Regions from separate parts of the Homo sapiens genome. Here all the other regions are linked to region 3. Evidence: read pairs that join two places in POLR2A ChIA-PET (ENCODE). Cell type or tissue: MCF 10A. All regions are shown on one strand. Each heading gives the region's core, and the rest is flanking DNA. Links, peaks and the distances in the headings are about the cores only.

What was found. ChIA-PET counts read pairs that join two places held together with the same protein. Peaks named below come from ENCODE experiments on the same cell type or tissue, not always from the same donor. Only the 100,000 strongest peaks of a DNase experiment are listed, where the experiment ranks them.
Region 1: POLR2A ChIA-PET joins it to region 3 with 15 read pairs; 3 of 35 experiments call an interaction of 5 or more read pairs at or near these places.
Region 2: POLR2A ChIA-PET joins it to region 3 with 61 read pairs; 7 of 35 experiments call an interaction of 5 or more read pairs at or near these places.
Region 4: POLR2A ChIA-PET joins it to region 3 with 17 read pairs; 3 of 35 experiments call an interaction of 5 or more read pairs at or near these places.
Region 5: POLR2A ChIA-PET joins it to region 3 with 12 read pairs; 3 of 35 experiments call an interaction of 5 or more read pairs at or near these places.

The regions. Positions count from the first base shown.
Region 1 is chr21:29,073,917-29,079,596 of GRCh38, reverse strand. It overlaps a transcript of MAP3K7CL not described here. Among named protein-coding and RNA genes, the nearest start is that of CCT8, 3.1 kb to the right of the region's middle. RefSeq lists enhancers at 290-429, 2,978-4,177, 5,054-5,680. In MCF 10A, for the core only: no CTCF peak of the experiment used is centred there; no DNase peak of the experiment used is centred there.
Region 2 is chr21:29,297,364-29,303,828 of GRCh38, reverse strand. BACH1 (BTB domain and CNC homolog 1) reads right to left here and starts at 4,907. Exons shown (of 5, transcript NM_001186.4): 1 at 4,876-4,907. It overlaps LOC105369299 (a long non-coding RNA gene), which reads left to right and starts at 5,093. Exons shown (of 2, transcript XR_937652.3): 1 at 5,093-6,465. RefSeq lists silencers at 1,227-1,521, 4,473-5,382 and an enhancer at 3,133-3,242. In MCF 10A, for the core only: a CTCF peak has its summit at 5,007 (motif pointing left); DNase peaks (open chromatin) are centred at 3,608, 4,108 and 4,948.
Region 3 is chr21:29,141,804-29,148,268 of GRCh38, reverse strand. All of the region lies in intron 2 of MAP3K7CL (MAP3K7 C-terminal like), which reads right to left. Among named protein-coding and RNA genes, the nearest start is that of MAP3K7CL, 14 kb to the right of the region's middle. In MCF 10A, for the core only: no CTCF peak of the experiment used is centred there; DNase peaks (open chromatin) are centred at 2,008 and 2,748.
Region 4 is chr21:29,256,409-29,262,873 of GRCh38, reverse strand. The region is part of intron 1 of LINC00189 (long intergenic non-protein coding RNA 189); the gene reads right to left. Among named protein-coding and RNA genes, the nearest start is that of BACH1, 39 kb to the left of the region's middle. In MCF 10A, for the core only: no CTCF peak of the experiment used is centred there; DNase peaks (open chromatin) are centred at 833, 3,703 and 4,983.
Region 5 is chr21:29,339,189-29,344,872 of GRCh38, reverse strand. BACH1 (BTB domain and CNC homolog 1) reads right to left here. Exons shown (of 5, transcript NM_001186.4): 5 at 1-2,474. The coding sequence ends at 2,040. Among named protein-coding and RNA genes, the nearest start is that of BACH1-IT2, 30 kb to the left of the region's middle. RefSeq lists an enhancer at 1,554-2,753. In MCF 10A, for the core only: no CTCF peak of the experiment used is centred there; a DNase peak (open chromatin) is centred at 2,132.

The DNA.
Region 1 (5,680 bases), core at 681-5,680, 69 kb after region 3:
ACTTGTATTTTCTGAAAATTTAGCAGAACCTGGGGGCTTTTTGTGGCAAAGCAATAAACTGAACCAATCAGATGCTCCCTCTTGGGATGTTTGAATATGAAACACGTAGAGACCTTTCTGGGGGGAGTGGTGAGACAGTATGGGGAAGCTGAGAGACCCATAGAGAAAAGGAAGCAAGCCAAAGCTAAGAAAGAGCTTGGCATTTGGCCAAGACTCAGATTAGCATGGGCCTTTGCCTGCATGCCCTTTGTGGATACACCAGGGCAGAGCCACTTCCTTCCTGTCTCTTGGCACTGCTTCTCCTGTGGCCTGAGTCTTGGCCAAATGCCTTGTGATCCACCTGGAACACGAGAAGATGGAGACCTGCAAAGAGCTTCTCCAAGGCCATCTTCCTTTCACCTCCTGATCTCACCTGGGAAGCTGTCATGAAGCAGTTTCTCATCACCTCCAGTGTTCTGATGAGACGTGGGTCTTCCTGCTTCACCCTCTCTTAATAGAGTGGCAGAACACAAAACCACCGAGCTGCATTACCCAACTCGCATTGCAATCTCCAAGTCCCTTTGGTTTCAGTGTCATTCTTTTTGATGAGCAGAACAATGACCTCAAGGAGTTGGCACATTTGGCTAGTCTTCCTTTTGTCATCTATGTAATGAATAAACGGTCTGATTCTAAAAAAGTGTCCTTGCATCTTTACCAGTCGAATCAGTCAGGACTTTACCTTAGCCATGCCTTGTCTCATGTGTGCTTGACAGAAACTAAGTGGAGCTGTGGGACCAACATGGTAGTCGTAGGCCGAGTCTCCCCTCAACCTCATCCCCACTCCATAGATAAAAGGCAGAAGAGTGGGAGGGAGGTTTACAGGGAGATGAACAAAAGTAACAATTATATTGAGAGGAGAGTATTGTTTAGTCTTACTCTTTTGGTTACCCCCAGTTCTCGGCCTCTCAATCCACTCCTTCTGACCCACATTGGAAGTTACCTCACTGGTAAGGGATTGACATGGGGCTACCTTTCTTGATTGCATGGAGTTAACCCATTTAAAGTCTCTCCTTCTCTGATCAGTGCAAAGCAGCAATGATGCCCAGCATGCCTGTGCTTTCACCCTAAGCCACGTTCTCTGTAGTCCAGCGAGACTCTGAATTCCAGCCTCCTGACCCCTCTATTTTCTTGGTTGTTTCCAAACTCAGAAAGTGAATAAGGGTATAAATTATTGTGCCCTCTTAAGCCCAAATAAATTCGATTAAAAGAGAAAAAAATTTAAATTTATAAAGGAATATTAAAAGATTTTAACAACAACAAAAATATCCTGAAGCAAAATAATGAGCCAACACAAAATGAGTCAGACTCCAAAGCCAAACAAAAGAATTAAAATTCAACAGAAAAATACTGAAACATAAGATGATATAGTAACATGAAATAAACAATACAAATGGAGGCAGAAAAAGAAAAGTCAGGAGGTTAAGGATTTAATGGGAATTGGGAAAATTAAATAATAATACAAAAAAAATCAAAACACATAGACAAGCCAAAAACATTAAACAATTCTGACGTACAGGGGTTAAAACTTTAACACAAACAAAAAATGAAAAAAACAGAAACAAAGTAACTAGAAACAAATAGTGAACTGAGTCCTTATCAGAATCCTAAGATGGCTCAGACATCCCCAACCCCCAATCCTCACGGCTTTTAGCTCTCCTGGAGGCTGGAGGCCATGTTTTCAGGCAGCACCTAACATGAGGATCCCAGGCTTTTGAATCACTATAACAGAAACCTACAGTCTCCTTGGCGTTTTGCAAACTCTGCGCAAAAACCCTCTTGATTGCTTTGTGTTGTTCTCTGGTTTTACTTCACATACGTCTGGATGGTAAGAATAGAGACCATACCTCCCATGTCTTAATCTGTTTGGGCTGCTATTGAGAGGTGACAGCGTGCTGGCAGTCCTCACAGCCCTCCCTCGCTCTCGGCGCCTCCTCTGCCTGGGCTCCCACTTTGGCGGCACTTGAGGAGCCCTTCAGCCCACCACTGCGCTGTGGGAGCGCCTTCCTGGGCTGGCCGAGGCCGGAGCCGGCTCCCTCAGCTTGCGGGGAGGTGTGGAGGGAGAGGTGCGGGCAGGAACCGGGGCTGCGCGCGGTGCTTGCGGGCCAGCGTGAGTTCCGGGTGGGCGTGGGCCCCGCGGACCTCGCAACTCGGAGCCGCCTGCCGGCCCCACCGGCCCCGGGCAGTTGAGGGGCTTAGCACCTGGGCCAGCAGCTGCCGTGCTCAATTTCTCGCCTGGCCTTAGCTGTCTTCCTGCAGGGCAGGGCTAGGGACCTGCAGCCCGCCATGCCCGAGCCTCCGCGACGAGCGCCGCCCGCTGCTCCACAGCGCCCAGTCCCATCAACCACCCAAGGGCTGAGGAGTGTGGGCTCACGGCGGCGGACTGGCAAGCAGCTCCACCTGTAGCCCTAGTGCGTGATCCACTGGGTGAAGCCAGCTGGGCTCCTGAGTCTGGTGCGGACGTGGAGAACCTTTACGTCTAGCTAAGGGATTGTAAATACACCAATCGGCACTCTGTATCTAGCTCAAGGTTTGTAAACACATCAATCAGCACCCTGTGTCTAGCTCAGGGTTTGTGAATGCACCAATCGACACTCCGTATCTAGCTACTCTGGTGGAGACATGGAGAACCTGTGTGTCTAGCTCAGGGATTGTAAACACACCAATCAGCGCCCTGTCAAAACAGACCACTGGGCTCTACCAATCAGCAGGATGTGGGCGGGGCCAGATAAGAGAATGAAAGCAGGCTGCCAGAGCCAGCAGTGGCAACCCGATTGGGTCCCCTTCCACACTGTGGGAGCTTTTTTTTTCTTTGCAATAAATCCTGCTGCTGCTCACTCTTTGGGTCCTCACTGCCTTTATGAGCTGTAACACTCACTGCAAAGGTCTGCAGCTTCACTCCTGAAGCCAGCGAGACCACAAACCCACTGGGAGGAACAAACAACTCCAGACGTGCCTTAAGAGCTGTAACACTCACTGCGAAGGTTCGCAGCTTCACTCCTGAGCCAGCGAGACCACGAGCCTGCCAGAAGGAAGAAACTCCGAACACATCCGAATATCAGAAGGAACACACTCCGGACACGCCGCCTTTAAGAACTGTAACACTCACCACGAGGGTCCACGGCTTCATTCTTGAAGTCAGTCAGACCAAGAACCCACCAATTCCAGACACACTATAACAAAATACTACAAACTGGGTGGCTTAGAAACGGTAGAAATGTGTTACTCACAGTTCGTGAGGCTGGAAGTCCGAGATCAAGGTGCTAGCAGATACAGTGTCTGGTGAGGGCCTGCTTCCTGGTTCATAGATAGTACCTTCTAGCTGTGTCAGCACATGGTGGAAAGGCAAATAAGCTCCCCTGGGCCTCTTTCATAAGAGCGCTAATCTTTTATAAGGGTGGAGACCTAATGAACTAATCATCTCCCAAAAGGCCCTACGTAATACCATCACTTCAGGGCCTAAGATTTTAACATGAATTTTGGAGGGACACAAACATTGAGACCACAGCACCTTAATTCTTCGATCTCCTCTTCTGGATATCCATTTGGTCACCCAGTAGTTCATTTGATGATGATTTATTGACTCCTTACTCCGTGCATTGTCCAATTACAGTATAAGTGCTGGTGATTCACCACCTACCTGCTGGTGGAGAAAGATGACAAATAATTCTGTCATTACAACTGTGGTAAGTGCTATGAAGGAGAAACACAGAAGCTATGAGAATGACAAACAGGGAATGTCTTGGGAGTCATCAAAGACTTTCTAATGAAAGTGTCTGCATACTGAGGTAGAATTAATTCAGCCATAAGGGAATAGAAGAGCATTTTAGGTAGGAAGAACAGCAGAGGCAAAGACCCTGAGGCAGAAGTGGTAAAGCAGACAGCACGAACTATTCCAGGTACTGGGGCCAGAATACAAGACATTAATGCCAAATGGAGAAGATACCAGTGAGACAAGGACCAGAACCTAGGCCTCAAAGTCACTTTAAATATAGATTAATATATATTAATATGTTAATCAGGTGTCATTTTAGCTCCTTTCAGTTTTATTTCAATTTTATTTTGTGTTAGCTATTTTTATAAGTAATATTATCTCTGAGTCAGAGGAATGTGCTTTTGTTTATTTCTTAGCTAATCCAGGAAAAATCTTGGATTGTTCTGTTGTTCGGGACTGATCATTACAGTAGTTCTCTAACGTATCAGTCTCAGAACACCTTTAGACTCTTAAAAATTAACTTCCCCAAAGGTCTTTTGTTTATGTGGGTTATAGGTATGAATATTTGCTATATTAGAAATTAAAACTGATAAATTTTTAACGTTATTTAAAAAATAATAATCCTATCACATGATAATATGTATGTTTTTATTTAAAATATCTCTATTTTCCAAGAATGAAAAGGGTGGCTGTATTAGTCCGTTCTCGAATCGCTATAAAGAACTACCTGAGACTGGGTAATTTATAAAGAAAAGAGGTTTAATTGGCTCACAGTTCCACAGGCGGTACAGGAAGCATGGCTGGGGAAGCCTCAGGAAGCTGACAATCAAGGTGGAAGGTGAAGGGGAAGCAGACACATCCTACAAGGCTGGAGGAGGAGGAAGAGACAGAGTGGGGAGGTGCCACACACTTTTAAACAACCAGGTCTTATGAGAAGTCACTCACTATCACAAGAACAGCTGGGGATTATAATTCCACATCATATTTGGGCAGGCAATTCAAACATATCAGTGGCATTTACATTTTTGCAAAAATCCAAACCATATCAGTGGCATTTACATTTTTGCAATTTTTTTTTTTTTTTGAGACAGGGCCTCACTCTTGCCCAGGCTGGAGTGCAGTGGCATGATCTCAGCTCACTGCTGCCTCAACCTCCCAGGCTCAAGCAGATCCTCCAACCTTAGCCTCCCAAGCAGCTGAGACTACAGGTGCATGCCACCAAGCCAAAGGGATTTATATTTATCTATAAATTCATATATAAATCAGATATATTTATATAAAATGTGTATATTATATATATAAATCAGATAAATAAATATGTATTTATATCTGATCTTAAAAGAGTAAAAGGGATTTATATTCCCAGGAAGAAGTAGAAAAGAGGAATATAGATAGTGGTTAAGAACCGGCATTTTGCAATAAGTCTGATCTAGATAGGAATTCTAGCTTTAATATTTACTAGCTCTGTGATCTTGGGAAAATTATTTACAGTTTGTGAACTTCAGTTTCCCTTCTACAAAATAGAGACAGTACCATTTAATTTTTAATTTTTAATGGTATCGTCTCCATTTTATGGAAGGAAAACTAAATGGTATTTTAACCGACAATTCATTAATTTTTAAGACTGACCATTAACAGAGATACTGCATGTAAAGCAGATCACACAGAATATGGCACACTTGAGCACTTGATGTGTACTACATTACTCTTAGTGACGACTTTAATTATCGTGCGCATTCCCAGCGCTTCCTATGGTGCCCAACACAGAGCGGACGCCTAGAGACAATTTTGGGGGATGGGGCAGATGCTCTGCCTCGGGAAAAAAAAAGCACACCTGCCCTGACGTTGGTGGCTGGGTCTGGAAGATACGTGGAAATTAAGCTAAGGATGTGTGGCTTCCAGATCAAAAACCGCAAAAATCTAACGCCG
Region 2 (6,465 bases), core at 589-5,588, 160 kb before region 3:
TATTTGAATATTTTCTAACCTGTCCCTGATCCTAAATAAAACAAAGAACCTGTTCTAGAGGAGTGATATTCAAAGTATTAGACATATAAGACATTTAACATCTAGAAAACCAAATTATATTTTGCTCAATTCAATTCTAATCCAATTATGGGTAAAAATAAGTCACAAGACAAGTTTTATGTCTATCTTAGGAGATGAACTAGAATTACTTAATTCCAGCTGCCTTCTCAATAATCACACCAATGATAAAAACAGAAAGTAGAAAGCTAAATAATCAAAAGAATTTCAACTCAGTGCACACTTACAAGGTACCACACACGATGTTCTCTCCTTCAATCTGTTAAACATTCCCAAGTTTCAAAATCACAGAACTAGAATGAACGCATATCATACCACCCAGTTCAGCAACCAACAGTTTATTAAAGAAACACAGCCAAGGCACATTCAGAGTGCCATAGGAGATAAAACAGAAAGACACAGATTCTCACCATCAGGAAACTTACAATCTGGCTGAAAGAATGGTCAAAATAACACAACCTTTCTGAATTACTAACAGGTACAAAAAGCTATACGATAAATATGTCCATTGTATTCATATCCATTTCATGGATAATTTTTCTGTATTAGTACAGGCATATCATCTAAAGAAAACATAATACTTAGAAGAAACTAATTAGCTTACAAATTTACATTCTAAATGTTTCCAACAAACTGGATAGGGCCCAGGAATATGTACTGAGAAACTAGTTCTGTTCTGGTATTAACAAGAAGGGAGGGGTGGACAGGTTACTAAAGCTGCCAGGCCACAATGTCAACTACAACGTGGAAAAGACTAGCCAAAGAATGGCAAGTGTTTTTATTTCGTAAAAGCCAGTTTCAATTAACTGGTTAGTGACTACCTCAAGCACTCCGCTGAGACTGTTAAGATTCCTTTAAGTAAAAAGCTATGTCCTGTGTTCGTTGCCCTCAGAAGTTGGATGTATGTTTGAGATGGTGCTACTGACTTAACATAAGAGTGTTCCCCGGGTTGTTTTTCCAGTCTCACTTGTGATCAATGCCGGCAATTCAGCTCTCAACAGCTATAAAACACTACTGTGTAACTAAGTACTTCCCTGATTCTGAACAACAGATAATAACACCTAACACTTGATGTTTCTTATAAAGCTGGCACTGTTCTAACCACTTACCCCGTATTAACGCATATAATCCTCACAACAACCTCTCTGATACAGATTCTACTATCACCACCCCTGTTTTACAGAGGAAACAATGAGGCACTAGTTACCAGGTAGAAGAGCTTGCCCAAGGCTTTAAAGTGGGTGACACAACCAGAACCTGACCTTAAGCAGTCTGGCTCCAGAACTACTTTTTAACCATTCTGCTTACTGCTTCTTTGTCAACTGTACAGTGATCAAACCCAGACTTCAGTTATGTTAGTGCACTGTGTAAGCCAGGTGCCTGGGCTTCAGGAGAGTGTAAGTCAATGTTTTAGCTGCAGTCCTGAAATGTTTACTCCCTCCAAGGGGCACGGATTCTGGCGAATTGCACTCAAATTACCCATACCTTGGCCATCGGTACATTACCTCATTTGACATATATTTTAAATCAAAACAATCTCAAAAATCATCGTTCCACCACATAAAATAAACCCTCTGTCTAGAATGCTCAGGGAATGCAGGTTTTAGGGTTAAGACAATTCTCTCATTAACAGAACATTAGTCAGAAAATTAGAAGAGAGGTGGTGATTCCTAAAACGTAAGTCATGGAGAGATCAGCACTATGAAGAGAAAATCTGACAAGTGGTAATTTTAACGGGCTTTGCAACTGTTATTCTGAGCATCACCTCTCACAGTACAGGGGTGTAGAAGGCACATGGCACATGAGATTTAACTGAATGGTAAATACTAACCACCCTCACCGCCGCCACCCGCCCCCAGCACTAGTAGGAGGTTGATATTCTGAATAAATGCCACTTCCCAAGGGATTTACTGAATATGTCGTCTTATTAATCTTAAGAGAACATAAGCTTGGCAAAAAACAAACAAAAAAAAACAGACTTCAAGGAGTAACAGTACAAACTAATTTTTACATATGCTATACATATTACACTCCAATGTGTAGATTATCTTCAAGTATTTCCACTGCACCCTTTTACACATCACTGCACTTCAGATCACATACATTAAACCAACCGCTGGGCTTGTCTCCAAATTCAAAATACAGGTTATCAAATGAAATTCTGTATTTTTTGTATTTCCATCCCCAGTATCAACAATGTAACAAGAAATTTACACTCAAGCTTCTAAAGTAAAACATACAGACAATAGAACTACCTATAAAATAAAACTTAAATGGAATATTAACAGTCTGAAAGAACTCTTAGGAGGAAACCGTAAGTTAAAAGAAAAAGCATTCCGGTTGTTGAAAGAATGTTACTGACAGTGGTTAACAGGCTATGTTCCCCCAGCAACAAAGGGGTGGAGGACATGCACGCGCATTATATAATATGAATACACGATTGTTAGTCTGCATCTTTAAGCTTAATGTCTTTCTTATATTAAAGTTTTTAAAAGTTTTAATATATTCCTTCCAAATGAACCTCCTTGCACCCCACCTTGGAGGCCCTAATACTTACAAAATTCATGATTTCTAATCTCCTCTAGTCCCAGACTTAAAGGAACAAAATAAATCGTTTTTCCTAATACAGAATATTTTAAATGAACTACCATTAATAGGAATCATCATTTTTTTCACCAAAGGGCCAAATTCCCAGCTCTACATTTCCCATTCCTAAACTTTGTTTGCAATGAGGACTCATATAAATATTTGGGTTGTGTGCTCCTTTTTAAAGCAAGAAGCAATGACACCAGGTGTAAAGGCAGTGGTGTCATATAATCAAGACAATGAGACAGGTATTTACGGTTGGCTATTTATTAAACAGCTCTTTCGAGACTTAACCCAATGAGACCTATTAATTCCACCCATATGGTGCTTACCCTCCTCTGACTCCTGAAACTTCTTGTGTATGCATGAAAAGCCAAGGGCCATGAGAAACAGAGCAAGTCCCTTCTGTGTACTCATAACCAAATTTTTATGACGCACAAATTAAGCTCACTGCTTGAAACTTATAGACCACGTAACAGAAACCACAAAAAGGAAACTAAGTCCAGTAAGAGTAGTAAATATTTTTGTTACAATATTTTTTATTGGGTTACCCCTAGCTGCAAATTTCTTCCCCAGTTTTAGCTCTCTCCAGCGCAAATTTATTCTCAGACAGCAGGTCACGAGGCTCCGTCTTTAAACCCGCCTCAGTGCTATTGGCCACTGCCTAAGAGTGCTCTTCCACTTCACCCACTGATAACCTGTATCAAAACAACCCCAGCTGGGTCCCCTTCAGCCTTCTGAAGCAACCTCTCTAGAGCGCTCTTTGGCCTTTTATAGTGGAGGCATGTGATGAGAGTATTTGCACCAGCTGTTTCTAATTACCTCTCAAGCTGGGGCGAATGACTCAGCAACCCAACTTTTTAGAGAGTCATCCTACCTTGTTAACCAACCAACATACCGAACAACAGTAAACCACTTGACAGAAACATAGGTTAAACAACAATACAAGAATCACTACGCCAAAGTCACCCTACTCCAAGCTGACTCACCGGGAGCCTTTCTTCCCTAAGCTTCTTCAAGATGTCCAAAGGCAGAAGTGGCAAGTGCCTTCAAGCCCAGCCCAGCCCTTGCACCACTACCCAAAGACCAGGAAGAAGCAAGCCGACCTCTTCCCATTTCTCTGCTTGACTATGTGAAGCGCTCAAGTGCTCTGCCACTAACACATCTGGGATTTCCACCCTTTATCCTTCTGAACTGCATTCAATGCAGACCCTCTGATGTAAAGGGTGTTCAAATACATGATCAAATTCCCATAGCATCATCCATGGGTAACAGTCCCTACCCCTACACAATTCTCCAAAAAGCAAAGCATCCTACAAAACATTCTTTGTTCCTCCAAGCATGACATTGTAGCTCGTTTTCCTCATACACGTTCTTTCACAATTACTACTACACTTTACCTGGAATCAGCACAAGTTTAACGCAGAAGCCTCACTCCATAAAAGCATTCCGCACAATTCTACTCAATGACATGAAACTGCCGTGTAAGAATGAGAAAGCAACGGCACTCGTGTTACATTACACGAGCACAAAGCTGGTGTCTCCAGAATCAACGCCCACTCTCACCATATTGTGCGAGGCTTAATTACAACGCGTGGGCAAAACTCCAACAAAGGGAGTCCTGGGCTCTCCGGTCCCCAAAACCAGTCTTCGCTAAATCCAGCTCAGCACGGTGGCCTTCTCTCCCCAGCCACAAACTCGGCTTTTCTTACGCGATTCCACGCGCGACAGCCACCGGGCTGAGTAGACGCGAGGCTGGGCATGCGGTGGGAGGCGGCGGAGGACAATACGGGGCCCCAGCCGCGAGGGCGGTGCTGATGTGTCACAGCCCGGGCGGGCCGCGGGCGAGGGGCCGGGCTGGCGCCCGAGGGCAGGGAGGGGGGTGGGGCAGGGACCCCGCGGCCCCCAGCCCCCGCCCGCCCCGGGTAAAGTACGGCGCGCGCGGGTAAACAACAGCTCCGGCAGTGCAGGGGGTTCGGCCGCCGACGGGACGCCCCTTCCGGCGTCGCGGCCACTTCCAGGATCCCGGCCGCCGGCGCCCCCCGCGGGCCCCGATACGTGCCCCCCGCGCCCCGCCCAGCCCAGAAAGAGCCGCCCCCGGCCCGCCCGCGCCTTCACTGGACCTGTCCGCCGGCCTCCCCTCACAGGCCCGCGGCCCTGACCGCGCCAACCCTCCCGGAGAAGGGCCGGCGGGACGGCCGAGCCACTCACCAGAGCTGAGGCGCGGCGCGGCCCGACTGACTGAAGCGAGAGCGCCCGGCGGGCGGCGAGGGCAGCGGTCAGGTGACTCACTCCTTCCGCGCGGCCAGCCGCCCCCTCCCTTCTGCGCCGCTCTGCTGCCGCCACCTCGCGGCGCCAAAACCCCGCCCGCCCGCTGAAGGCCCCGCCCCCGGCGCCGAAGCCCCGCCCTGCCGCCCTCGAAGCCTCTGTCAGCGAACGAGCGCGCGCAATAGCGCGGGGCAGGGGTCGCCGCGGCCGGAAGCCCACGCGGGGGGTTGCAGGGACGGGTCGTAAGGGGCGGGGCGGGCCTCGAGGAGGCGGCGGTGGGGTCCCCGGACCTCCGCGCGTGGCACAGCCCGCATCCTGAACTGACTCCCACTCGAGGACCACCTCTCCTCTCCCTTCTGAGGGCGGAACGGAAAGGCCAAGCGCCTCCTCGCCTCGGGAGCTGCAGGACGCCCTAATTCAGCCGAGTCGCCGCGTGCCCGGGTGCCCGCGAACAGCAGGAGAGAGGACGGGCGCTGGCCCCACAGGGGTCGCTTTACCCCTTGAAGAGCTCCTCGCTGCCTGCCCTGGGGGTGGTGGGCGTCCAGGTTCACAGGGTACTTGAGCTTGCTGGGGTGGGGGTGTGTATGAAGTGCGTCCAGGGTTTTGTGGAGCGCGTCTAGCAGTTGCTCTACTTCTTACTGACAGTGAAACAAGGGCGCCCACGACAGGTGTTCCCTTTTCGCTGTCGCTGCCAGGAAGCTTCCAGCCAGGTTCAGCGCCCAGTGGTGTCAGCCGGCCCATCTCGAGCCTTGGTTCCGCTGTCATCTTCTGGTGCTTATTCTGGTGTTTATCCAACTGTCCGTTTTGAAATTATGTTCCCAAGCCATTTAACACCTCTGGAGAACCAAAGCACTGGCTGTCAGCGGAGCGGGATGCACGCGCAGCGGAGGGGACTGGGCACGCCAACCCCACGAGGGTTCCTGCGGAGATGACACGGACCTTGAGGTCTGAAGCCAAAGGACGATTTGTGTGAAGGGATTTTATTGTTAGCTTTGGAGCCAGCAACAAGAACACAGCCCTGGAGTTCCCGGGGCAAAAAGGATACCAAGATAATAATTCAGGTATTACGACTAACATGACTGCATTTGCACCCACAGGCTGTGGGACTTGGGGACGTTTGAGCTACATCCAAAATACATGAGAAAATCACACAAGTGAAATTGGATGAGAGTGCGAGGGGTGAAGTGATACATTATGACCTAGAATTAGGGGAGGCTTCCTGGAGCAGGTGACATTTGCATTGGGTCTTGATTGGGAAGAGTGGAACCCAGCAGTCTAGATAGGGTCCAGAGGTAGGAGGTACCTCGCATCCCAGGCTGCCTCAGTTCATGGTGAGAGTGCAGATATTTAGTGAAACAGGAGGAAAGGACACTTGGAAATACACCATGAAAGAAGGATTGAAGTTCTTGCAGACACATGGGAGTGTCCGAGGCTTTATTCTCCTTCCACCTTGAGCCAGTGGAATTGCAGTGTCTTTTTTCTACACCTATGCAGTTTTTTCTACACCTGTGCAGTTTTTTCTAGGGGAAGATC
Region 3 (6,465 bases), core at 581-5,580:
GTACAGATACATATACAGTACACATACAGTATACCTACACATACATATATAATAGAGATACAGTACAGGTATATATACAGTACACATATACATACAGTACAGGTACAGTACAGATACATATACAGTACATACATATAAAATACAGACACACATACAGTATACCTACACATACATATATAATAGAGATATAGCACAGATACATATACAGTACACATATACATACAGTACAGGTATAGTACAGATACATATACAGTACATATACATATGCAATACACATACAGTACACATGCACATACACAAACATATATAATATATAATAGAGATACAGTACAGATACATACACAGTACACATACATATACAATACAGATACAGTACACATACACATACATATAATAGAGATACAGTACAGATATACAGTACAGATATATACAGTACAGATACAGTTAGGTTTATACAGTACACATATACAGTACAGATACAGTTAGATATATACAGTACACATACAGATACAGCACAGATACATACATACACAGTACACATACATATACAATACAAATACACATACAGTACACATACACATACATATACAATAGAGACAGTACAGATACATATACAGTACACACATACAGTACAGGTATAGTACAGATACATATACAGTACACATATACATACAGTACAGATACATACACAGTACACATACATATACAATACAGATACAGTACACATATACATATATAATAGAGATACAGTACAGATGCATATACAGTACACATGTATACAGTACAGATACAATAAGATATGTACAGTACACATACAGATACAATACAGATACATATGCAGTACATATACATATACTGTACACATATATATGCAGTACAGTACATATACATATACAGTACATACATACAGTACACATACACAGTGCAGATACATATACAGTGCATATATGTATACAGTACAGATACAGTGCATATACTACATATGCAGTACACTTATACATATAGTACACATACATATACAGTACATATACATATATAGTACCTATACATATATACATTTACAGTACACATATGCATATACAGTACACATACTATGCATATACAGTATGTATGCAAAATATAAGGTGAAAAAATAATTTAAAAACCAAAGCTATTTTAAATTATAATAAAGCAAGAAAAGATAACAGTTTTTATGTTTTCATAGTCATCACCAAATTTCTTGATAAAAACTTGTTGGTGTTCTTTTTGAACTAGAGGAAGTGACATGGGCCACATACAATGTGGAAACAAGTATCCTCTCCCAATGTGCTGATAGTACAGTCCAGAATAAAATGCAGTACACAAGGCATTTCTGGCATCTAAGGCATTGAAAGCATCGAAGATAATCACCAAAAAGATAATTTAAACAAGCATGGTATTCACTTTGACCAAACCCCTCAAGGGTCATATCACTTAATAGTCTCTGGTATATTTTAGTCAAGAGTAGTATAACAATACTTCCATTTAAAAGTAGTTTAAAATAATGACAATGCATCACCAAATTTGAATCTGTTTTGTATCTGCTCCTATGCTAGACAATGGGTGTCCTCAGATTCAGTGATATCACTTAACTTTAGCTCACAGAACAAGTAAAAACTGAGAAATTTCCCAAGCCCCTTGCTGCAGGTTAGAGGACAGTCTTCAGAGGAACTGAGATTCAGTCCCAAGGCCCTTTGAATGCTCTACTTAGACCAGAAGTGACAAATTCTGCCAATTACTGTGCCTTGTTAAATCCACCCCAATGTTTGCAAAGAATTGGACAAAAGGCAAAAATAATACACTTGTCACCACTGAACCTTTAGAGGTAGGCTTCATTATAAAACCTATGCTTTGTGAAACTGATTTTGTTCTTAAGTGCGTTTACATTCACTGCAGTACAAGTTTAATAACCTAGACATCACGACCATTTTAGCTCATTGGGTCCAAGGCCAGAATGATTTGGCAAAGGTAAATGGGAACACACTGTACTTGTGCATCCCAACCCTAATAATCATAGACAAGCAGGCACTTGTTGGAAGGAGAAACCACTCTGTAAAGTATGAGAGCAGCTGAGACATTCTAGAATTCTAGAAGACAGCCAGGAATGAATCTTAAGGCTTCCTGAGACTTAATCCACCTTGCCCCCTGTGAAGTCACACTCCTTCCTGCTTAATTATTAAAAAAAAAAAAGTTATCCATTTACTTTACTACAGTAATGTAAATAGCAAACACCTGGTATCAACAGACTTAATGAGGCCCGTTGTGGAAATCGACGTCCTTATTTATAGTCACGCCATGTCACCTCACACATATGTGACCATACTGATAAACTTACAGATAAATAAAGTAGCTTCAAATTGGACTCCTTGAGTTGAAATAAAAGTCTAATTGATTAACGTAGAAATCAACATACAATAGATGTTTTAGAGAGTCAAGCAAAATAAAAAGTAAGACTTTTGTTAAAGAATGGATCAAGTTGGATTAACCCAAGCAGGAAATAGCAGCGGAAACAAGAAAACCAAAGACAGATGTATGAAGCCTACCAAGTCTGAAAGCCAGGCCTGTATTTCACTGTTTGATGCCATCTGGTTTAGCTGGCATCCCTACCAGCCAGAAGTTTCAGGGCTTGCGAAGCTGCTTACAAAGCTGCCCCAAGTTGATGTGTGGTGTGTTTACTTTTAAACAGTGGCTGCCTTCTTTGACTGGTTTTAAAAATAGGCAAATATTCTAAAAGCAGGATGATGAATCACTGGATTGGGCCAAAAGGAAAGAAGGAAAATGACTCATGCTGACTTGTAGCACAGCTGTTCCAAAAACATTTGGCTGAATCGTTGTAAAACATTTTGACAGTGATACCGGATCGGAGTTCCTGACAGCAGTTAAGTTTGTTTTGACAATTCCAGAAGCATAAAGTAGACTGTACAGTAGCTGTACAAGAGACCCTCTAGCAAATTTAGCTTTTTTGAAAAAAAAAATAGTTGCTTGATATGTTTATAATGGGACAAAATCACAGCACAAGTACATTTTTATTAAAATTTACCAATTATTTATTGTGCAAGACAGGGACTCAGACTTACGCAAATTGGCAAATCACTTTATCATATTTTTAATGCATTAAGGAAGTAATTTGAAGGCTTCTTCTTCAAAATGGCACTGTAGACTTACTAGACCAAGCAAAATGTATCCTAAGAAATTTTTTAAAGGATGAAATATAAAGGAAAGAAGAGGAAAATTTTTTATATAAACAGATGTTCACTGCCTGTTTGGCAAATACAATGTGACTAAGCCAACGTCCTTAAGCTAGAACTTTCTTACTGACAGCCCAACCATTATGATGTACCATAGTACATTTGATGATGGGCTCTTTTCAACATCTATTGAGCAGCTGTTGGGTTGGTTTCAGGATTATTTTGTTTGTAGATTCCCTTCAATTGTCTTCTCTGTGTTTCTCCATAACTTGAATAAATAGGACACATTGGGTCTGTAATCCAAATCCTCCCTGTTATTTAGCAATGATAGCTAGCAATCAGTTAACAGAGAATATTGAAGCTGGAAAGGACTAGGCAACCATCTGGTCCAGCCCCCTCAGAGTAGAGCTAAAGACAAGGACCCCAAAAAGGGAAAGAAGCCACCCAAGACTCCACGATTCGTGGCCATGTAAGACTAAGGGGTGTCCCCCAGCCCTGGGCTCTTTCCACCATACCACTCCGCTCTTCTTCACTTACTAGTCCATAGGTTCTCAGACTCGTATTTCATGAACCAGTAAAATTTTCCCTAAAATATTCTGGCTGGGCACAGTGACTCATACTTGTAATCCTAGCACTTTGGGAGGCCCAGGCAGGAGGATCACTTGAGGTCAGGAGTTCGAGACCAGCCTGGCCAACATGGTGAAAACCTGTCTCCACTAAAAATACAAAAATCAGCCTGGCTTGGTGGCACATGCCTGTTGTCCCTGCTACTCGGGAGGCTGAGACAGAAGAATCGCTTGAACCCAGGAGGCTGCAGTGAGAACTGGAGGTTGCAGTGAGCCAAGATCAAGCCCCTGCTTGCACTCCAGCCTGGGCAACAGAGCTAGACTCCGTCTCAAAAAAAAAAAAAAATTCCCTAAAACATGGGGAATTATGTCTTAAGAGCATCCAACTTTTTATTTAGCTAGTGAAGATGATTCAAAAATGACCACCGGATATCATTAGTATCCCTTTAGGACAGAGAGAACATTTCAACACCAAAATCATAAGGCAATCATAGAGTAAAGGAGTGGCCATTATATTACATACATTTAGCTTTACAGATAAAAATAAGCATATACCCAAAACACCTCACTGTCGTACCCTTCTTTCTTTCTTTATATCAGAGGGGTGAAAACTTCATCAAAGCCAGACCAGGTTTTGAGAACCACTGTTCTAAACAGCATCTTCACTGGGTTTTACAATCAATCATCTCCCCCTCCCACTGTGCTCCCCATCGTAGACATAACTGGGATGTAAGTTGAGACGCCCTAAATCCTTGTTAAAAAGTGTTTAGGTTGGGCCACGCGGGGTAGCTCACACCTGTAATACCAGCACTTTGGGAGGCCGAGGTGGGCGGATCACCTGAGGTCGGGAGTTCGAGACCAGACTGACCAATATGGAGAAACCCAGTCTCTACCAAAAATACAAAAATTAGCCAGGCGTGGTGGCACATGCCTGTAATCCCAGCTACTCAGGAGGCTGAGGCAGGAGAATTGCTTGAACCCAGAAGGCGGAGGTTGCAGTGAGCCGAGATTGCGCAACTGTACTCCAGCCTGGGCAACAAGAGTGAAACTCCGCCTCAAAAAAAAAAGAAAAAAAAAGTGTTTAGGTTTCCACACAGAGAAGACCTCAGGAGAGGGAAAGCCATGCCCAGAGGACATTCCCAAGCCCACTCCACTCCCCAAGCAGAACACAAGAGGCAGCCTTGCCCAGGATCCACTGAATTTGTTGACATTTCCTGCAGTTACAGCTGGCTTCATGGGCATTGGACCTATGTGATCACACAGAGCCCGCCCTCCAGACGGGCCCCACGCTTAATTTAATGCTATAGTGTCTTGAATTTCTTAAAAATTTTTGAATGAGGAACCCTGCATTTTCATTTTGCACCATGTCCTGCAAATTATGAAGTTGATTCTACCTGCAGTATGACCTCTGAGTGCTGGTGTCCTGTAAATTGTCCTGCAGGTCACCAGGGACAAACTGACACTTACAAGGCAAGTGAATCTGAGTAGTGGCTTAAGTGTTGAGGCTCATACAGAAACTTTCCTAGGAACTGTTTGCCTATGAAGGCTCCTAACCACTAAGAACACAGCGGGTCAGTACAACGTTCAGTAGGACACAGACTTGCATTTGAATCTCGGGTTGGCCACTTTTTAATTGGTGAATGTGAACAACTGGCATAATCTTCTTGAGACTCAGTTTCCTCCTCTGCAAAATGGGAAGGGTATTACCTGTCTCTGAAAATTTGTATTGATAAAGCAATGTATATGTCAATCACTGGCCTAAAGCCCAGCACCTAGGAAATAACCAGTAATAACAATGAATGCTTAATATAATTAAGTTCATTTTTCATTCTTTTTCACTATAAAGCCAACCAAAGGAGTAATGTGGAGACAGGGGAGCTGTGTGTGTATATATGTGAGTAGTGGCACTTTTTCCTCTAACCCATGTCTATTCTATCAAGCTAAACTTCTGAGGTGGGGAATTATTCTTCATCATCTGAATAATACAAAGGCAAAACACAGGGTTAAGGTCAATGACTCTAATTACTGAGTTCTGCCTCTGCCACTTAAGGGAGATTTCCCTGATGCAGCCATAACCTCAGGTCTTGTGGATTTACTCTCTTCATTTAAATCTGAATTTAAGAATCTTCTGTCCAGGCGCAGTGGCTCATGCCTGTAATTCCAGCACTTTAGGAGGCTGAGGTGAGAGGATTGCTTCAGTTCAAGAGTTTGAGACAAGCCTAGGTAACATGGCAAAACCCCATACCTACAAAAAATACAAAACAATTAGCCGGGCATGGTGGCGCACACCTGACGTCCCAGCTACTTGGGAGGCTGGGGCAGGAGGATCACTTGAGAATGGGAGGTTGAGGATGCAGTGAGCAGAGATCATGCTACTGCACTCCAGTCTGAGTGGCAGAGTGAGACCTTGTCTCAAAAACAAAATTTACTTCCAAACACTTTTTATATGAAAGATAGTAAAAAAAAAAAAAATTAACTTACGCATAAAAGGTCTTTGAGTACTGTCATTTTAAATCTAAATTTAAATTAATATTTTATTTTTAGGAATAAAATATGTGATAAAAAGTAGCCAATGCACATTCCCAATATATCAAAAAAAATTAATTGCTAGATACCCAAGTCCTTGTTAGAGTATAACATAGTTTTAAGACACAACAAAAGCTTTTTAAAACTTTGCTTCCTGCTTATTAAAC
Region 4 (6,465 bases), core at 695-5,694, 110 kb before region 3:
AAAAAAAAAAATCTTCATTTTAAGTGTCATTAAGAACATTCATGATTCATGGGAGAAGGTCAAAATATCAACATTAACAGGAGTTTGGAAGTTGATTCTAACCCTCATGCATGACTTTGAGGGGTTCAAGACTTCAGAGGAAGAAGTCACTGCAAATGTGGTGGAAATAAGAGAACTAGAATTAGAGGTCGAAGCTAAAGATGTGACGGAATTGCTGCAATCTCGTGATAAAACCTGAATGGATAAGGAGTTACTTCTTATGGGTGAGCAAAGTGGTTTCCAGTGAAATCTAATCCTGGTGAGGATGCTGTGAACATTATTGAAATGGCAACAAATGACTTAGAATATTACATAAATGTAGCTGATAAAGCAGTGACAAAGTTTGAGAGGATTGACTCTAATTTTGAAATAAGTTCTACTGTGCGTAAAATGCTATCAAACAACATTTTCTACAGAGAAATCTTTCGTGAAAGGAAGAGTCAACTGATGAGGCCAACTTCAAATGTCTTATTTTAAGAGTCAGCAACCACCACCCTGATCAACATTCCACCAGCAAAAAGATTACAACTCACTGAAAGCTCAGGTGATAGCCTTGTTAGGCAATAAAATATTTTTTAAATAAGGTATGTACATTTTTAGACAATGCTACTGCACACCTAATAGACTATAATATATCGTAAACATACTTTTATATGCTCTGGAAAATGGAAAAATTTATATGACTTGCTTGATTGTGATATTTGCTTTATTATGGTGGTCTGGAACCAAACCCACAATATCTTCGAGGTATGCCTGTACTGACTTGCAGTAGAACCCAGACGCAGGCTGTCTGACTCAAGCTACACTGCCTCAAGGCAAGGGCAGGAACTCTTGTTTATTCCTGTAGCCGATGTTACATTTAACACTGCCTCTCAATCCAAAAAGCTGTTTGCTATGGGCAGAAGTAACTAAAATGAAGAAAATAAAATACAGTATGGTTTCCATTTAGTTAATGCTATTTTGCCAAAATAACAAAAACATAAATCCTAAAGAAGATGACACTCAAACATTCAATATCATTTATGTTAGTACCTACATAGAGTTGTCTCAGTTACTAACTGAACATTTCTGAATCACTGCTTAACCTAATCCTGGTTTTTCCCCTGGTTCAAGTCAATCTAATTCATGCTGAATCTCGTAATTTGAAGATTGAGCTTCTCAAAGCTTATCTGGCTTCTCACCATCTTTGTATCCAAAGACCCTGCAAGCACTTTTATCCCACCTTTGATTTCCTTAAAAAGTGTGATTGATAGCTACTCCCTATAATTTGTGATGGAAAATACTCCTTCCAAGTTTTTTTTTTCTCTCTCTCTCTCCCTCCTTCTCTACCTCCTTCCCTCCCTCCCTCTCTCTCTCCTTCCCTCCTCCTTCATTTCTGGACCCAGTAAAAAAAAGTGTTAATCACACCATTGTTGTTGACTCAAGTGAAACATGATTTTTCTCTAATTTATGACCTTTCTAACAGTTTTCATCTAAGTCTTAATCAGTATTTTCTATTTGAAAAATTCTACAGTTTCCTCTACCTAATTTCTGGTATCTTAAATATAGTTTTTAGAGAACGTTATTTAACATGGATTTCTGTCTGTCGTCAAGACTGTGTTAACTGAAAATTCAGCCTATAATAGATGCTAATTCCTTAAAACATACTTATCCAGCACATATTAAAAACCTTCAAGCAATGATATGAGTTGTCTTCTCCATAACTGTAATATTAAATTATAATATAGGATACCTTTTAAAATCATTTACAACATTGTTGTAGAAATCCAGCAGTTTAAAAAAATCAATTCTTGTGAATCCCTCATGGAGCTAAGAGTGGACGATTCCTCATAAACTGTGTCAGGTGCTACGCCTCCACTTTGGCTATTAAGTTGCCAGATTAATATTTAGGCAATAATAATAATAATAATAGCTAACACCTGAAACTGTATTCTGTGTAAGTACCATTCTGTTTATATCTATTAACATTTAATCAAAATAATTCAATGAGATGTTTCCTGTTATAATCCCCATGTTACTGGTTAAGAAACTGAGATGCAATAACTTGCCAGAAGTCTCACAGTTAGTTAGGCGTAGAACCAGGATCCAAACCAAGACCACCTCACTCCAGCTTCCTTAACCTTTGAGCAACACTGCCTCAAGGCATTGTCTTCATTCATTCACTCACTCAGTTAACAAATATTTATTGAGTACGTACCTCATCAGGCCAGGGCCCTGCCCTAATGTGGCAGTCAAATAATTTGAAAAGAGTATGGTATCATGATAGGCATAGAAAATAGGAGTAATAAAACAGCACAAAATCAGTCTAGGGACATTAGAGAAGGCTTCCAGAAAGAAGTCATGCTTAAGTTGGGTCTTGCTATGGTTGGAATATTTACCCCCTCCAAAACTCATGTTGAAATGTAATTGCCATTTTAGCAGTATTAAGAGGGGGACCATTAAAAGGTGATTAGGCATGAGAGCTCTACCCTAATGAATGGATTAATGAGTGTCATATTGCTGGAGTGTGATCATTATAGAATGGTGAGTTCAGGTCTCTCTCTCTCTCTCTCTCTCTCCCTGGGCCTCACTATTGTGAAGACACAGCAAGAAGACCTTCAATCAGATGCAAGCACTTGATCTTGGACTTCCCAGCCTCCAGATATGTAAGAAATAAATTTCTGTTCATTTAAACATTATCCCATCTATGGTATTCTGTTAGAGCAGCACAAAACAAAGGTCCTAAACAATGAGTGGGAATTAAACAGGCCAAAAGTAGCTACAGGGTGAAGATGAGCTTCCCAAGGCAGAGAGAGTAACAAGTGCAGAGGGTAGGAGGGGAGAAAGAGGAAAACATTCTTCAGGTAACTCTTAAGTCAGCATTATGGCCAGGCATAGAATGGGGTGGGAGCTCATGAGATGGGCTGGAGAGACAGGTAGGGGCCAGATCATGCTTCCCTGAGTCTGATGACCCTATTGAAAGATACTAAGCAGATATGATCAGGTTTTCTCTTCAGAAGACGACTTGTCTGCCTTCAGTGTGTGGAAGATGGGAAGGTGAGCAAATCCAGGACCAGGAAGACTAGACAGGAGGCTGATCTGGTAACTGGAGCAAGAGATTACACTGATCTGGACTGAGCTGACCATCCCCTGAGCAGTGAAGCTAGCCAGATGATGCAGATTATTATCTTAAATATATAAGATATAAAGCTGTGATGCACAAAAATAATGATGCACAAATACTATATGTCTGATGAAATATATATTATATGTAAATAATATATATATTTGTATATACAAAAGATATATATGGAAGATATCTTCTTAAATACTTTGGAGAGGTTTTGGAAAAAAGATATACAAGCTGCCGGTAGGTATTTTTCAAAATATATACAAAACACTCAAGAGAGAAGCAGCCAAAAACAAAAGGCATTTAAGAATGAAAAATAAAAAAGAGGATACATCAAGAAGAAATCCTCAAGAATTCACTAAATTGTAGTTTACTGTAAATAATCATGTCCCAGAGGAAATTTCAAGGGATAATATTTTCCTGCTAGAGATAAAGGGAAGGAAATCCTAACAAAAACAAACCAGAAAGGATTGCACAATTTTCTATAATAAAACAAAGAGAGCTGACTGATGCGAGGTATGCAACAGGCAAAAGGCACGTAGGCACAGCCTCCAGAAATTGGAAGAACAGGATGAGCACGTGCCAGGAGGCTGCACCCAAATTCCAATCTCCTGTTCCATGAATTTTCTTCCCCTTCCCTTGGCTCATTCCAACAGAAAGAAATCACAATTCCTGCAATCGATAACAAGTCCTAGGTTTCTCCCATTCTCTATCATCTATGTATCTTCTTGCCCCTTCTCTCCTAAACTTTTGGAATTGTATTTTAAATATTCACTAAACATATTGATTTGGGGTGTCCCATGTTTGTGAGTACCATTGCACAGCATCACTTTATGTATAACTGATCAAATTACCTCAAAACAGGACTAGCTCTTAGCATTTTTCCTGTGTGATTCATACTCAGCCTCACTTGAATGTCTCAGGGTTAGTAAAATAATTGTGGCTGCAATAGGCAAAGAAGGACTAACATTTAATGGATTTCTCTTGTGAACTAGGCTCCAAGACAGACGCTTATCATGTTTGATCATATTGTATTAAGTCTCATATCCTATAAAGGAGGTGGTATTATTTTCATTTTACAGGTAAAGGCACTATTTTGTTGGCGGGGGGAGGTGGAGTCTCACTCTGTTGCCCAGGCTGGAGTGCAATGGCACACTCTCAGCTCACTGCAACCTTCGCCCCCGAGTTCAAGAGAATCTCCTGCCTCAGCCTCCCAGGTAACTGGGACTACAGGCGCATGCCACCATGCCCGGCCAATTTTTGTATTTTTAGTAGAGAAGGGGTTTCACCATGTTGGCCAGGCTGATCTTGAACTCCTGACCTCAAGTGATCTGCCTGCCTTGGCCTCCCAAAGTGTTGGGATTACAGGCGTAAGACACCGCACCTGGCCAAAGAGCACTATTTAGAAAGTTTCCTGAAAGTACTTAGATTTTTAGCATCTGTCAGGATTAGAGCTTCTGTCTGACTCCAAAGTCTATACTTTTTCTACTATGCCACATTCTAAAGTTCTTTAGTCTAATGTCCTTGGAAAAAAGAATGATATTTTCCTCCTTCATACTTCATAAGGACGTTGTGAGGATTAAAGAGGAGTTTAAAATAAATTTACCCCAAGAAAAGTGGCAAAATAGGAAACATGAAGGTCACTTCCTTGGAAAATTCCAGCAACTCTGACTTTTGTCCACTTTACAATTTAAGTAACAAGGTATTTTTAAAAACTTGATTTGAGAATTACATGTTAACATTCTTGAACAAAGAGGCAGGTGGTATAGAGAAATGACAATGGGTTCCGAGGTCAGACAGAAATCCTGCAGTCCTGACTTCACCACTCAGGCAAGTTACGCAACCTCCCAGACTATCAGTGTCCTGCTCTGAAAGAGACAGGTAATAGAAGTTGCTTTATATAAATGTTATGAAGATTAAATAATAAAGGTAAAAGGCCTACCATAGCACCCAGGACATTATAGGTATTCATTAATTATGCACATAAGTTAAATCACTGGGTTTTTAAAAACCACAGATGATTTTCGTGGTAGCTGTATTAGTCAGGGTTCTCTAGAGGGACAGAACTAATAGGAGATATATATATATATGTATATATATATATGGAAGTTTATATATATATTATATAATATATAACAAATGTCACCAAGTATATTGTGATCTAACCTTAGAAGTCACACAGTATCACTTCTGTGGTTCTCTGATGATTAAAGCAGCCCCAAATTCACCCAGACTCAAGGAGAGAAAACCTAAACTACCTATCAATGGTAAAAGAGTCTCAGATAATTTGCAAGTACCTAAGTAGGTCCAAGCTAATACCTAGAGCGAAAAGTTAGAAAATCTGACCAAGATGTTGGTAAGAGTGAATATACCCAGCAAGAAAGGAGATGGTAATTATAGTGCAGTTGGGGAGAAAGAAGTCATTGAAACAGAAGTTTTCTGTTTATGCCATATCATGTTGAGAATTCTCAATAAACCATTTACAACAATTTACCATATGCAAGAAGAAGCCAGAGTCTGTGCACTTATGTGAAAGCCAAAACCAAAAATTTTATCATTCAAAAGTGACCTGTTGGTCACATCCTTGCCTCTTTGCTTAAGATTCTAATTTCTTTTGTACATGTAATAAGTAAAAATATTTTGAACTTGGTATCTTTTCTAAATAGAAGGCATATATATATGGTAAGGATTTTTATTGGCTAATCTCTTTACAAATCTTGTCAGTACCTAATCCTACAAACATGCCATGATGTGTTAGCATAATTAGCCCCATTTCACAGATTTTTAACAAGGAGATTTAGGAAAGTATCTAACTCACCGAAGATCACAAAATGAACTTATGCAACACTCATATGTTAGCATATGGCTCAAGGCTGCTAAGGCAAATGCTGCTTAGAGAGCAATAGTTACTTCCTGAAATAATATATCTTGTTAAATATAATTTCAAAGCGTCCTTTGTCACTAGAATGGATAGGGAAGCTAAGTGATTGGATGCCCTCCCCTACAGCTGGTAGCTCCAATGTGCTGAACTTTTTATTTTCCTAGAGCGATGATGACTGTGAATCATATGAGCTCTTGCTTTGAAAATAGTCCACAGACAATGGGAGCAGATGGGCTTTTTGGCAGCAGTACCCCTCTTTTCCATCTGCCACAGGTGAGTAGTAGGCCACTTTCTTACATAAGCCCCAATGGCTACTTCAAGTACTAGCAGATTACAAACATCATAGCCAACTTAGGACAGCATAAGATATACATTTAAAGGAGGACAACAGTTCTTGGAGTTAGAGGAATTGACACATAGTAGAAAACGGTAGCCA
Region 5 (5,684 bases), core at 1-5,000, 200 kb before region 3:
TTTGACATTTGCACATACACAAACTGATACAACCAATAGTTGGGTGTACACTGAGGTAGGAAATCAAGGGTTCCATTGGCTTAAGATTTTACATTTTGTAAACCAGAAGTTCTTATATTATTTTATATCGTGAAGCTGAAATTTAAAATTACAAGTATCAAAGAAATACCTATATGGAGAGATATATATGTATACATACACATACACACACACACACACACACACACACACACACACAAATTCTTTTGCAGTATGGGATGCACTATCAGAATTATTCTCCCTGACAAATTCTTGAGTGTACTTATAAAAGCTACTAGAAAATAAACAAGTCCAACTAATTTTCTCTTACAAATAAGTCAGTGACAGAGAGAACATACAAACCACTGAAAATATACTAGCAATATCCTCCCCCTACACCCTGATCAAAAAGGGTAACATTTGACAAATTACTCCAAGACATGAAGACTGGTCCCCATATACTCTCAAGGGCAAGGCCAACTTGCTTCAGACTTGTTCATACACAGTGGGTGGTGGCTGCCCACATTAGCTAGACAAGCCCTGCACTAGGCTCAGGATGCAGTCTATAGAAGTGTCTCTTTCAGCCCTCTGATTTTGGTGAAATCAACACTATAAACTACTCCTCTGTACCATTAAAACTGGGTTCTGCCAATGTTTCTGTGAATGTGAATATATGCATTTTTTTTAATTGCTGAGAAGATCCATAGCTTTCATTTGACTCTCAAACACATCTAACCCCAGCATGGCTAAAAGCCACCGCAAAATGTTATGCGATAGGTGCTCAGTTATCTATTTTGTAACAGGACTGAACAAACACTAAGACTGATCTTTAAATGTCCAAGTTAAAATGATTTGTGTGTCTTTATACCACACCAAATTTGGAGAAGAGAGCAAGGATTCAACCTGCTTTTCAAATGCAAACCCACAATAGAAAAAGATTGAGTTTCATCCTATTTCACAAACCTGCAGAGTTGCTGCAGATACATTTTTTATCTGTTACAATCATTTTTACAAGTGAATAATACGACTTCAAAAACAGGGTGAAAAAAATGAACTGCACTCCTGGTAAAAAGTAAGCAACATTCTTTCCCCGTGATGTCTGGTTTTCTGGCATTGGTGACCCACGGTGGAAAAATGAACAGCTTTACATGTTGGTAAGCTCTCCAGATTCTAGGGAGCCTGAGATAATGCTGCCAGTGTAATCACTCATGCCACTGTATTCTGAGTCCTATTTCTTCTTCCAAAGGGACAAAAATGCCAGGAAATAGGAAGTCCATGATGGGACCAGATATGGTAGAGACTGAAGCGGGGGGCAGGGAGGGAAAGTGACACTTAAATCTATTCATGTAGCCAGACTTTCTAGAGTCCATACTGAAGAGGAGAAGCAGCCCCCGTCTTAGGCCAACCACTTGCCTATTTACTAAATCTTCCCAATGTAGCTTAAAGCCTGATTTTAGGAGCCGAAGAACAAAGCCCTAAGATTCAGGTAAGACCATCTTTTTTTCACAATGCAGCTCTACAAAAATATTCCCAGTAGCTGACACCCTGCTTCTAAGAATAGAACTCTATTAGCATTGCTTGGGAAGAAATTTTCTTTCAAACTAAAATATTAGAAAAAAGTCAAATTATTAAACTTCTGCAGGCCACTTCTTTTAGTAGGAACTATCTGTAGATGTTTCAAGCTGTTAAATTGCTGTCTGATATGCTGCAGTTTTCATTCTCCTACTTATTCTGAATAGCAGGAAGAGTTATTACTAGAGTTATTATTCTTTAAAACATGAGTTTTAAAGGTTTACTACATTTTCACATGGATTTTTCTGATATCCAGGAGGCAAAATCATTTCTTTGTCTCTTGTAGAAATCAAGGAGAAATCATGGTTGACTTAAAGGAAATTCCCTTATGGTAAACTACTAAAGGAAAAAAACAGTATTGTTGAGCAACAGATGGTCATATTAGGCTTTCAAGACGCTGCCAAAACTTCAGGAGAAAATTAGATGGTTTGAAGGAAGTGAATGCAAGTTTACTCATCAGTAGTACATTTATCAGTCATCTGCTGACAGAAATCTGAGATCCCACCACTCTGACGACACTGTTCCGCAGGCCCAGCTTGCTCAGAGGTGGCTGTGGACATCTGCTGGGACTCCTGCCCTCGCGCGTAGCCAGGCTCACTGTTTCCTCTGGCACAGGGAGGCAGCACTGCTGGAGGCCGGTCAGATAAACTGAAAATTGATGGTAACGCCAGTTCACCATCAGGAGTACTTTTATCTTTTTCAGAAATTAAAAATGAAAGTGGGCAATCTGCAGCTGAGTACTTGGCGAGTATCTGTATTTGTTCTTGACTCAGAGCTGCTTCTTTACAAACTTTCTGGCAAAGTCCAGTTAGGTTCTGCTTTGTCTCACCCAGAGTTGACAAAATGTGATCTCTTTCCTTCAACAAGCTCTCCTTTTCACTTTGCTGTGAAGTGGGGAAAGAGAACACAATGGCTTGTGTTTATTAGCTCAATCAACATTTCCAAGGCGATCAAATAATATACAGGGGCTTCTCATCAAGTAAGATCACATGGAGTTTATCCTTTCAATTCCATTCAATTATACATTAAATACTAAAGGCCCAGAATCTCCCACCCAAAACTCTTGGGGCAGATGTATTTTGGCACAAAGCATTTTTCAGGTTTTGGAAAGACAGTATGGGTGCACACATAATTTCTCTAGCAGGCCTGGGGCAGCACTTCCCTATCAACTATCTTTACATTTCTAGGTAAACATTAAAATAGCAAATAATGAAGAAAGTAGGATAAAGACTATGTAGTCTAATGTCAATTTGGGGCAGTTTTTCGGTCAAAAGAGTTTGTGACAAACATACGGTTTTTGGAGCTTTCTGGATTTACAGACTGTACATAACAGGTATGGATGGCATTTTGGATGGGATACAAGAAAAAAAGTAAAAGTACAGTTAGCATAACTTAATTACTGAGACTCAAAGCATTGCAAGATTCAACTAATGACCAGCATTTGTTGAGCAGATTCTCTGACAGATATTGTGCTAAATGTTTTCCAACATGCAATCTCAGCTATGTAATCCACACAACACCTCTCTTGATTTAAGCAACATCAAACCCACTGAAGGGATGGGACTGAATTTAAGATGCCTAGAGACAGCCGGTGGGTGAGTTACTAAAGTGTGAAGAATTCGGGGGGGTAATTTTGTGCTTGCTAATTACCATTTTTGTTATTATTATAATTTTAAGATATTACCCCTATAAGAAAGTCTACCACAGAATTTTTCAAAAGTTTTTCTGGTTCCTGCCTTCCTGTCCATGTCACTTATCACTGCTGACAGCATGTCTTTTCTATTATCATCCCATTTCATCCTTCTTGTTCTAACATCTTATTGCTTCTAATCTATTATGAGCCAGGAAACCAAATAATCAAGGTATTTATAAGAAAAGAGTAAATAAACACTTGCTAGAAAGTCAAACGTTTTTCTTATGAAATTTATCACAACTCTCAACAAGTCAGTGTTGTTCTGTTTGCTTTCTGTTCATTGACAGGTTCTGGAGAGTTGAGGCTGCCAGTTAACCTTGAGACAAGTTAGTTCATAGTGCTAATCTATAAGTGCCATCCTTTAGTCTTTTATGACATAAAAGTCACTAAAAGGGTAAAACGAATTTTGCTTTATACAAAAGTATTGTTATGGTTTTATACAAAAGTATTACTATAAAATTATGTATGAATCCAATTATTGTTATTTCTAAAATATTTTAAAGCCTTGTAATATTTTGAGAAAATATACAATAAATACAAAATACTAAATTTTTATATGGCAAAGTATTCTCCAATCTGTTCAGATTTTTATATACAAGTTCTTTTTTTTTTTTTTTTTAAATAGATGTAGGTCAAGAATGTGCGTGTTAAGTATGTGTATGTAAGCAAAATCAATGTTTGGCCAGTACATTTTCTCTTATGCAAAGTTTATCAGTTGCACTCTTCTGATAAAATGAGTCTGCAGATACTGAAAGGGCAAGAACGGTACCTACTGCTTGTTCACAGTAGGAACCATTAAATGCAATCAACACCCATTTCTTTTTATGGTCTCTCAGAAGCCAATCCAAAGGAGGATGAAAACAAAGCTTCCAGAAGAAAGTGAGAAAGAATCTTTCTTCACTCATGGCAATATTCAGCCATGGACTCCTCTACCAAAGTTGGGATGAATCTATTCTAAACAGCAATAGAAAATTTTCAACTGCTGGTTGGTCTTTTAAATTAAATATGGTTCAACAAAATAAGGAGTACTTGAGCTTCCTCCCAGAAATTAGAACCACTACTTAACCTACAGATACTATGAAGATTACAAATATTTTATGACTTCTGTATCTTAATATCCACATGATCTTTAAATACTCTCACTCCTCCCACCCCACTAAATTAGGGATGACATCATTCTTTAAGTATACAAGATGGCTTGCTTCTTCACAACAACTAAAACAAATAGGCACAGCCCTAGAACTCCACCAGAATTATTTCTATAAATTAAATGTTCCCATCTGTTCCCCTGCACTTTAACTCCTACACAGCTAAGCTTCTAAGCAGTTTCCATTTCACTCTAAGTTTAAGACACATATTTACTATAATAGCAGTCAGCTTAATAACTAAAAGTAAAATACAAGTAATTCAAGTTAATTACTTAATGACATCAGTATTTAAGATACCTCCCAAAGTCACTACTTACAGTCATGAGTGGGACTCACTATTAGTGTCCTGCTACCTATCCCTACAATATATTTCCATTTTCCTATAAAAACAACTGTATAAATCACGTTTGAAGTGCTGCACCTTTAATTAGAGCTATTTCTTAAAAAGGAATAAAATTGGCATTCTGGTACCATTCTGGATTTTATACCAACAAAAAATCTTTACAGGCTGGGCACAGTGGCTCACGCCTGTAATCCCAGCACTTTGGGAGGCTGAGGTGGGCGGGTCATGTGAGGTCAGGAGTTCGAGACCAGCTTAGCCAACATGGTGAAACCCTGTCTCTAATAAAAATACAAAAAAATTAGCTGGGCATGGTGGCACACACCTGTAAACCTAGCTAAAAGGGCAGGCTGAGGCAGGGGAATCACTTGAGCCTGGGAGACGGAGGTTGCGGTGAGCCGAGATTGTGCCGCTGCACTCCAGCCTGGGTGACAGAGCAAGACTCTGTCTCAAAAAAAAAAAAAAAAAAAAACCTTTGCATCTAAATCCTTATTTTGAATAGCTAGTGCACAATATTTATTCAAATATAATTTTTTTAAAGATCATAAATATAACTCACCCAATAAAGATATAGAAGAATTTGGCACCAAAAGTACAAGTGACAATTTTATGATAGGGTAAAGAGTACTCACTGTTAGAAAATGGTCACTAATAGTTCCTTAGTAAGTAAAACCTCTGAACGGCAGTTCAGAGAAATCTGCAAATGGCACTGAGAAATATAAGCAAAAATGCTCATTTTCACTCATAAGATAAAAATAAAAGCTACCACGAGATATCATGGTATCTCACTATCAGACTGGAAAAAACCCAAAAGCTGACAACAAATCTTGACTGAGGGTGTGGACAGACACACACACATATACTGCTGCTGGAAGGCCAAATATGACAATTCCTAAGGAGGGGAATCTGTTAA